2 separate regions of the Homo sapiens genome follow, and region 2 is linked to region 1. A link is an interaction called in ENCODE POLR2A ChIA-PET data of the cell type or tissue named here. Cell type or tissue: OCI-LY7. All regions are shown on one strand. Links, peaks and the distances in the headings refer to the core of each region. The heading gives the core; the rest is flanking DNA. Region 1 has its middle 9.5 kb from the start of USH1G. Region 2 has its middle 11 kb from the start of SLC16A5.

Region 1 (4,349 bases), core at 1-4,000:
TACCTGCTCTCCTAGCTCAGCCCAGAATTAGGAGCTGGTGGAGAGGCAGGGCTGAGAACTAGGGCAGGAGAGTCCCCCTGAGCAAGGAGGATGGCTGAGCCTCCAGGCTTGTTGCCAGGGCCTGCAGCTACGGAGGGCAGGAGGATGCATGTTCTCTCTTCCCACCAGTGCCTACCTGGGTTTTTCCAGAGATGGGCAGAAACATACTCCAGGAGGCTGCTGCCTGTCACCTGGGCTCTGGGCCTCTGGAGGGGTCTCCATGAGGGCCCTCCAGAGGCCCAGAGGGGTCTCCATGTCCCTCATCACCGCAGGCAGCTCGTGGGCAGCCTGATTTGAAGCCCTGCTTTCTCCCAGGGGTGAGTCTCCTCCATAAGCTGGTGCCTAGTGGGCTCTGTTTTCTCAGTCAGGTCTGAGGAAGGGCCCTGGAGTCATCTTGCTCCATTGCCTAAGCTGCTGGGCCAGTTTCTTCTGCCAAAGGGAGTTCAAGACAGTTCCCTTCCCTCAGCATCAATCAGAAAGGTCCCCAGGATGTTGGTGCAGGAAGGTTGCCTAGCAACCATCCAGGGGTTCCAAGCCACCTCCCTCCACTTTACAGATGGAAAAACTGAGGCCCACAGAGGGGAAGAGTCAGACCCAGAACGCGGGTCTCTGGCTGCTGCCATGCTCTCCTCACACTCAGGCTGCCAAGGGCGCTAACACAACAGGATTCCACCAGCCATGCCCTGGGGGCGCACCTCCCTGCGGCTTCTTTGGCCATCCTGGTCACTGCACCCACCTCAGGAAAGACTCACTGGTCCTTGCCGCGATGGTCCAGAAGAGGACACGGGTGAGGAATGACAAGACAGAGAGCCGAGGGGCACTTTGGCATCCCAGCAGAGATGAACCAGAGGCAGCAGGATGAGGGGCTCCATGGGTCAGTGTGGCTCCAGGGCAGAAGCCTGGGGTGCCAGGAGCAGGAGCTGCTCCAGGGAGCCTGTGGGGATGTTCAACACAAGCAAAGAGGAGAAAATATTACATGGTAGGGGCTCAACTTTCATGACTCATTTCCCTAAAGATTTAGATCAAGAATAGGGACATTTACGAGGTCAGGAGATCGAAACCATCCTGGCTAACATGGTGAAACTCTGTCTCTACTAAAAATACAAAAAATTAGCCTGACGTGGTGGTGGGCGCCTGTAGTCCCAGCTACTTGGGAGGCTGAGGCAGGAGAATGGTGTGAACCCGGGAGGCAGAGCTTGCAGTGAGCCGAGATTGCGCCACTGCACTCCAGCCTGGGCGACAGAGCGAGACTCCGTCTCAAAAAAAAAAAAAAAAAAAAAAAGGGACGTTTTAGCACTTTGGGAGGTAGAGGTGAGTGGATTGTTTGAACCCAGAAGTTCCAGACCAGCCTGGGCAACGTGGCAAGACCCTATCTCTACAAAACATTTAAAAATTAACCTGGTTGGTGGTGTGCACTTGTGGTCCCAGTGTATGCGAAATTGGTGGGTTCTTGGTCTCACTGACTTAAAGAACGAAGCTGCAGACCCTCACGGTAAGTGTTACAATTCTTAAAGGCAGCATGTCCGGAGTTTGTTCCTTCTGATGTTCGGATGTGTTTGGAGTTTCTTCCTTCTGGTGGGTTCGTGGTCTCGCTGGCTTCAGGAGTGAAGCTGCAGACCTTCGCGGTGAGTGTTACAGCTCTTAAGGTGGTGCATCTGGAGTTGTTTTTTCCTCCCGTCCAGAGTCGTTCATTCCTCCCGGTGGGTTCATGGTCTCGCTGGCCTCAGGAGTGAAGCTGCAGACCTTCGCAGTGAGTGTTACAGCTCATAAAGGCGGTGCAGACCCAAAGAGTGAGAAGCAGCAAGATTTATTGCAAATAGTGAAAGAACAAAGCTTCCACAGTGTGGAAGGGGACCCCAGCGGGTTACCAGTGCTGCTTGGACAGCCTGCTTTTATTCCTTTATCTGGCCCCACCCACATCCTGCTGATTGGTCCATTTCACAGAGAGCTGATTGGGCTGTTTTACAGAGGGCTGATTGGTCTGTTTTGACAGGGTGCTGATTGGTGTGTTTACAATCCCTGAGCTAGACACAGAAGTTCTCCAACTCCCCACTAGATTAGCTAGACGAAAAGCACTGATTGGTGTATTTACAAACCTTGAGCTAGACACAGAGTGCTGGTTGGTGTATTTACAATCCCTTAGCTAGACATAAAGCTTCTCCAAGTCCCCTCCAGATTAGCCAGATACAGAGTGCTGATTGGTGCATTCACAAACCTTGAGTTAGACACAGAGTGCTGATTGGTGCATTTACAAACCTTGAGCTAGACACAGAGTGCTGATTGGTGTATCTACAATCCCTTAGCTAGACGTAAAGTTTCTCCAAGTCCGCACACATTTATTCTTTTTCCCCTTTCCCAGTTCTAAGGCTCAGGTAAGTGCCACTAGTTCTGCTAACTGGGCCCTGGTCCCTGGGGGAAGAGGCTTACTTTCAAGTATGGTTACCTCACTATGGCGTAACCTGCCCTTCATATCCCATTCTCCACAAATGAACTTCCATTGGTATATAGGTTAAGGTCAGGATTAGCTAAGGGGACTTCTAAGGGATCATCTCGGGTGGCATAAGTCTGGACCATAAAAGTCATGCTCGATTGGTTCCCCATCCTCTGGGAGAAAAGTGGCAGGGTTGAGGGCCACGCATGTGCATATTTGAAGCACCAGTCCCTCAAGGAGTAGCTCCTGGTATCTAAGTAGGCAGTTGTCTGATAGCCATAAACTTCCTTTGGCACATAGTATGCCATTTACATCATGAGTAGTCCATACAGTGAGATCTTTTCCTTGTATTATTTTGATGGCCTCTGACACTAAGATGGCCACTGCTGCAACTACCGTTAAACAGTGAGGCCAGCCTTTTGCTACTACATCAATTTCCTTACTTAGGTATGCCACTGGTTGTGGGGTTGTCCCACGAGTCTGAGTAAGGACTCCAAGAGCTATCCCTGCTCTGTGACGTATAAAGAGAAATTTTGTCCTGTTGGAAGGCTTAAAGCTGGAGCTTGTGCTAGGGCCTGCTTTAAGGTTTTGAAGGATGTTTCTGCCTCTGGTTCCCATTCTACTAGATGAGTATTTGCCTTCTGGGTTTCCTTGATTAGAGTATAGAGGGACCTGGCTATCTTGCTGTATCTGGGGATCCATAGTCAGCAAAAGCCGGTAATTCCAAGGAACTCCCTTAATTGTTTTAATGTCTTAGGGTGAAGATAAGCCAGTATAGGCTGTATTGGTTCCTTGCTGAGGGCCCTGGTGCCTCTGGCTAAGATTAGGCCTAGATATTTGACCTGCTGTAGGCAAGGCTGGGCCTTCGACCTAGACACCTTGTACCCTTGATTAGCTAGAAAGTTCAAGAGATCTAGAGTAGCCTGCTGGCATGAGGCTTCCGAACTGGTAGCCAAAAGTAAATCATCCACATATTGAAGGACCAGAGTGCCTGGACTTGAGAGATGGCCTAGATCTTGGGCCAGTGCCTGACCAAGCAGATGAGGGCTATCCCTAAACCCATGGGGCAATACCGTCCATGTAAGTTGGGATGTGTGGTCTGTGGGATCCTCAAAGGCAAAGAGAAACTGGGAGTCAGAGTGCAGGGGAATACAGAAGAAGGCATCCTTGAGGTCCAGAACCATGAACCATTCTGCTTCCTCTGGTATTTGAGAGAGCAGGGTATAGGGGTTGGGTACAACTGGATATAGAGGAATTACTGCCTCATTGATGGGTCTAAGATCTTGCACTAGTCTCCACTGACCTTTCAGTTTTTGTACTCCTAGAATTGGGGTGTTGCAGGGACTGCTGCATTTCCTTACTAAGCCTTGAGCCTTTAAACGTTTAACAATATTCTGTAATCCTTTATGGGCTTCAGGCCTTAAGGGATATTGTCTTTGATAAGGAAAAGTGGTGGGATCTTTTAACCTGATTTGGACTGGGCAGGCATTTTTTTGCCCTTCCAAGTTGTCCTTCCAGTGCCCAGACTTCAGGGTTGATTCCCTCCTCAAGTAGGGGACAACAAATGGGTAACTTGTTCCCCATATTCATGTAGATAATAGCTCCAGCCTTGGACAATATATCCCTCCCTAATAAGGGTGTGGGACTTTCAGGCATAACAAGAAAGGCATGTGAAAAGAGCAAAGTCTCCCAATTACGACTGAGGAGGTGGGAGAACTACCTGGTTACAGGCTGTCCCAGGATTCCTCAGATGGTAATGGACCTTGAGGACAGTCATCCAGGACAGGAGATTAACGATTAACACTGAGAAGGCCACGCCAGTGTCCAGGAGGAAGTCAATTTCCTGGCCCTCAATGGTTAAACGTACCCGGGGCTCAGT
Region 2 (4,383 bases), core at 128-4,127, 160 kb before region 1:
GCCTCCTTGAAAGCACAGGCCTGCTTGCCATCTGGCTCGTGGAAATACTGAAAAGAGTTTCAGGACCCTCAGGACCACCATTGCGGACCTATGGGGGCCCAGGACTCCCCCAAATAAGGAACAGCTGTTTGAGAGCAAGTATCATCCCCGGGACATTTGGATGTGTGCCTGAGGGTGTCACGCACCATCCTGCCACCAAGTGTCTTTCAGAGCGGGGAGGACTTGGCGAGGAAGCCCCTGTCCTTGCCAGCCCCGTGATGTGGGAAGACTCTGAGATGTATGCGGCTGCTGCTACCCACTTGGGTCATGCACTCACCTTTTCAGCATTTCCTGACCTGAGCGCTCCTCTGCAGAAGCCTGTGGCCACTGGTGCCAGGAGGAAGACTGTGGGGTGGGGAGGCAAGATGTGGATTTTGGGTAAAAGGTCTTTTAATAAGGGGCAAAGAATTCGAGCTCATTCCTTACTTCACAGGGGCAGCAGCCTGTGGGGAATGAGTCACTGGGCTCAGAGCTGAGCGAAGGCTCCAGGGAGAAAGGCTACCACGAGGCTGTAGCCAGGGCTTCCTCAGAGGAGCCCCCCCGCCCCCACCAACCTTCAGAGAACACTCTGCTCCCCCTGTGCCCTCCTGGCTCCAAAATGACCACCTTGAAGGAAAAACCGGGTCACTAATTTTTCCCGGAACAGGCCAGGTGGAGACGGAATTCAGGAACACCCCTGGGGCACCGCGTGGGCTGGTTCTGGAATTCGTTGCCCTTGGGATTTTTTTCTTCAGTGATTTGTATCAGTTCCTCTTCAGAGCCAATCATTAACCTCGCTGAGAACCCTTGCTTGAGAAGCCACAGGAACAAGTGGCTGGTTGAGGCTGGAAATGTGGAGGTGGCTCCATGGTGCACCCAAATCTTCCGCTTCCCCAGACAGAGGAGCTGAGTTCTCAGTCATGGCCTGGCCAGGGTCCCCTGGCAGGGTCTCGGCCTGGATTCAGCCTCTGGTCGCATGGCAGAGGCCTGGATATGGACGTAGCCCCTCTGCTGTGAGCAGTGCTACCTTCTGGGAGCTGAGTGGGTTGGTGATGGCTGGGGATGGGGGAGCAGCTTTCAGCAGCACTCAGCAGGGTGGAGGGGGTTTAAGGTTTACTCACCCGCGATAGTGTCACACCCCCTCTGGGCTGTAAAACACCAGCTGAGTGAGCAGCTCTGCTCTGGGCAGCAGCCCCACCCCTGCCTGGGCTTGGGTCCCCAGCCCAACATTTTTGGATCTGAGGTAGGCCTGGGCTCCTCCAGTTTAACCTCTCAGGCGACAATGAAGCCACTCAGACAGCCCACCCGTACCCCAATCCAGCTGGCGCCACCTCTCAGTCTGACCACCTGGCCCAAACCTTGCCCCCTCTCAGACGACAAGGCCTTTGGCACAGGCCCCAGTGCCAAGCGGCCAAGACCAGCCTGGAGAACCAAGGCCAGAGGACGCTGCTGGGATGGGGTTTGGGAGTGGGCTGTGCACCGCAGTCAGGAATCCCCCACCCACAAGGCCACGGGACTGTCCCCAGTGCCTGGGGGAACTCTAGCCGGATTAGAGCCCTCCTGTGGCTGTGGCGAGAAAGGGTCGCCTGCGTTTTGGGAGGTGGGATGGCGCAGGGCCGGGAACCGTCCTGGCGCGCCAGCCAGCGCTTAGATAAGTCCAGGTTTATTTATGGGGTGCTGTCACGGGCGGCGCGGGCTCCGGGCGCCGCTTGAGCGTGGCCGAGGCGCCGCTGCTGACCATGACCGCGGGGTAGAGCGGCTCGAGGAAGGCTGCCAGGAAGCGGTAGAAGAGGCTGGCGCCACCCGCCAGGCCGTAGAAGGACAAGCCGCCGGCGTCGCAGTCGAGCGCCACGCCCAGCGTGCGGTGGTAGGCGCCGTGCAGCACGGTCTGCGCGTTGTCGTCCCACTCCAGGCACCACGAGAAGGGGTTGCGGCCCAGCAGGTAGACCACGCTGCGGCTCGGGCGGCCGCCGAGCGGGGAGCTGCGGGGGTAGGTGACGCCCAGGCACACCCACGAGTTGGACACCTCCACCTCCCGTCCTAGTGGCGGCCCTCGGACAGGCCGCGCGAGCACAGCATCTGCGGTCACTGCTTGAAGCCCGGGAAGGGGCCGCCCCCTGTCAGGGGCTCCAGGAGGATCCCCAGGTTCAGCACCCAGCGGGTCTCCTAGAGCTGGAACAGCTCGTCGCCGGCGGTGGCGGGGTCAAAGTTCAGGTTGCAGTAACCTGGCGGGTGGAGGTGGGGAAGCAGGGTCAGCAGCCTCCAGGGCAGGACGCTGGCTTGCAAGGCATTTGCATACAAGTCAGGGGATGCTTCCACCCACGCTCCTGTCCCCAAACTCAGCCCGCTGCTCAGACACAGCCTGGAGGGTGAGTGGGTGCTGCCCCAGGTCGCCCTCCTCCCCCGCCATCAGACCCTAACATCGTCTCCCTTTGTATTTGTTCAGGCACACAAGACTGAGTGGGGGCCCAGCGAGGTGGCTCACGCCTGTAATCCCAGCACTTTGGGAGGCCAAGGCGGACGGATCACTTGAGGTCATGAATTCAAGACCAGCCTGACCAACATGGTGAAACTCCATCTCTAATAAAAATACAAAAAAATTGGCAAGACATGGTGGCAGGCACCTGTAGTCCCAGCTACTCGGGAGGCTGAGGCAGGAGAATCACTTGTACCCAGGAGGGGGAGGTTGCAGTGAGCCGAGATGGCGCCATTCCACTCCAGCCTGGGAGACAGAGCGAGAGTCTGTCTCAAAAAAAAAAAAAAAAAAAAAAGGCCAGGCGCGGTGGCTCACGCCTGTAATCCTGTAATCCCAGAACTTTGAGAGCTGGTTAAAGAAGCTGAGGCCCATGTCCAGCAGCCGCATCCAGAGCTCAGCCAGGGTCTCTGGCAGCTGGGGGAAGCTCTGCGTTTCCTCACAGTTGATGCCCATCAGGGGTTCCATGCAGGCTGAGAACTGCTTCAGTCGGAGGAACCCCTGGATGCAGGGAGGGGCCAGAGGTACCACCTGTTAGCCAGGACCTAGGCCGATGCCACAGGCCCAGAGGCCTCCAGAACCATGGGCCGGTGGAGCAGAAGCTTCCCCTTTCCAAACCTGGGCATCTCCTTTCCCTCCTCCTAGCTATTTGGACATCAGAGGTCAGGGCTTTGCCAAGGGCTTGGCCACTGTGGCCTAGTGTGCATTAGGCAAAGGGGATTTTCAGAAAATGATGGGAGGATTTTTGTTGTGCCTTGAACTGCTTAGTAAAAGCCATTGCCAAATGCTTCCCATTGTGCACAGGGGACAAAGTGAGCAGTTGCCCTAGATGTCTGCCCAGGGTGTGATGGCAGCTTAAAGGAAGCTGGAGTTCCCAAGCACAGGGTTTGGGCAACTCCAGGCACCGTCCAGAAAAGGCTGCTGCTTGGCCCCACCCGCTACTTACAGCAGCATCAGTCCAGGCTTCAGGGCCAGGCCAGGATTGGGGAAGGAAAAGGGATTTCACGATTCTTTTTTTTTTTCTTTTTTTGAGACAGAGTCTTAGTTTGTTGCCCAGGCTGGAGTGCAATGGTGCAGTCTTGGGTCACTGCAACCTCCACCTCCTGGGCTGGAAAAGGGATTTCAATCCAGGCTATACAGATTGTTCTGGTCTCACTCTCAGCCATGATCCAGGGAAGTCTGGAGAAACTTAGGCTGTGCTAGATGCCTGGAATCCCATGTGTTCCAGGAAAACCAAGGCAGGAAAGTTAGGGTAAGGCTGAGCTCTGAAGTGGAGAAAGCCAAGGGTGTTCGTGCAAGCTCAAGACAGAAGACCTGGAATGGGGAGGCTCCCTGAGGCAGGGGAATGGACACAGTGATGCACCCTAAAGGCTGATCTGTGTGTGTGTGTGTGTGTGTGTGTGTGTGTGTGTGTGTTTTTGAGACGGAGTTTCGCTCTTGTTGCCTAGGCTGGAGTGCAGTGGCGCAATCTCCGGCTCACCGCAACCTCCGCCTCCTGGGTTCAAGCAATTCTCCTGCCTCAGCCTCCTGAGCAGTCAGGATTACAGGCATGTGCCACCACACCCAGCTAATTTTTGTATTTTTAGTAGAGACGGGGTTTCTCCATGTTTGGTCAGGGTGGTCTCGAACTGCCAACCTCGGGTGATCTGTCCGCCTCGGCCTCCCAAAGTGCTGGGATTACAGGCGTGAGCCACCGCACCCGGCTGTGTGTGTGTGTGTGTGTGTGTTTTGTGGTTTTTTTTTTTTGAGATGGAGTTGTGCTCTTGTTGCCCAGGCTGGAGTGCAATGCATGATCTCAGCTCACTGCAACCTCCGTCTCCCAGGTTCAAGTGATTCTCCTGCCTCAGCCTCCCGAGTAGATGGGATTACAGGCGCCTGCCACCAAGCCTGGC

The links. Peaks named below come from ENCODE experiments on the same cell type or tissue, not always from the same donor. Only the 100,000 strongest peaks of a DNase experiment are listed, where the experiment ranks them.
Region 2: POLR2A ChIA-PET joins it to region 1 with 5 read pairs; 1 of 35 experiments calls an interaction of 5 or more read pairs at or near these places.

Annotation. Positions count from the first base shown.
Region 1 is chr17:74,911,574-74,915,922 of GRCh38, reverse strand. No RefSeq gene overlaps it. Among named protein-coding and RNA genes, the nearest start is that of USH1G, 9.5 kb to the left of the region's middle. In OCI-LY7, for the core only: no CTCF peak of the experiment used is centred there; a DNase peak (open chromatin) is centred at 2,022.
Region 2 is chr17:75,075,054-75,079,436 of GRCh38, reverse strand. It overlaps the pseudogene TRIM80P. Among named protein-coding and RNA genes, the nearest start is that of SLC16A5, 11 kb to the left of the region's middle. RefSeq lists enhancers at 1-1,004, 862-1,091. In OCI-LY7, for the core only: CTCF peaks have their summits at 1,388 and 1,589 (motif pointing left); DNase peaks (open chromatin) are centred at 1,586 and 1,836; H3K4me3 peaks cover 467 bases.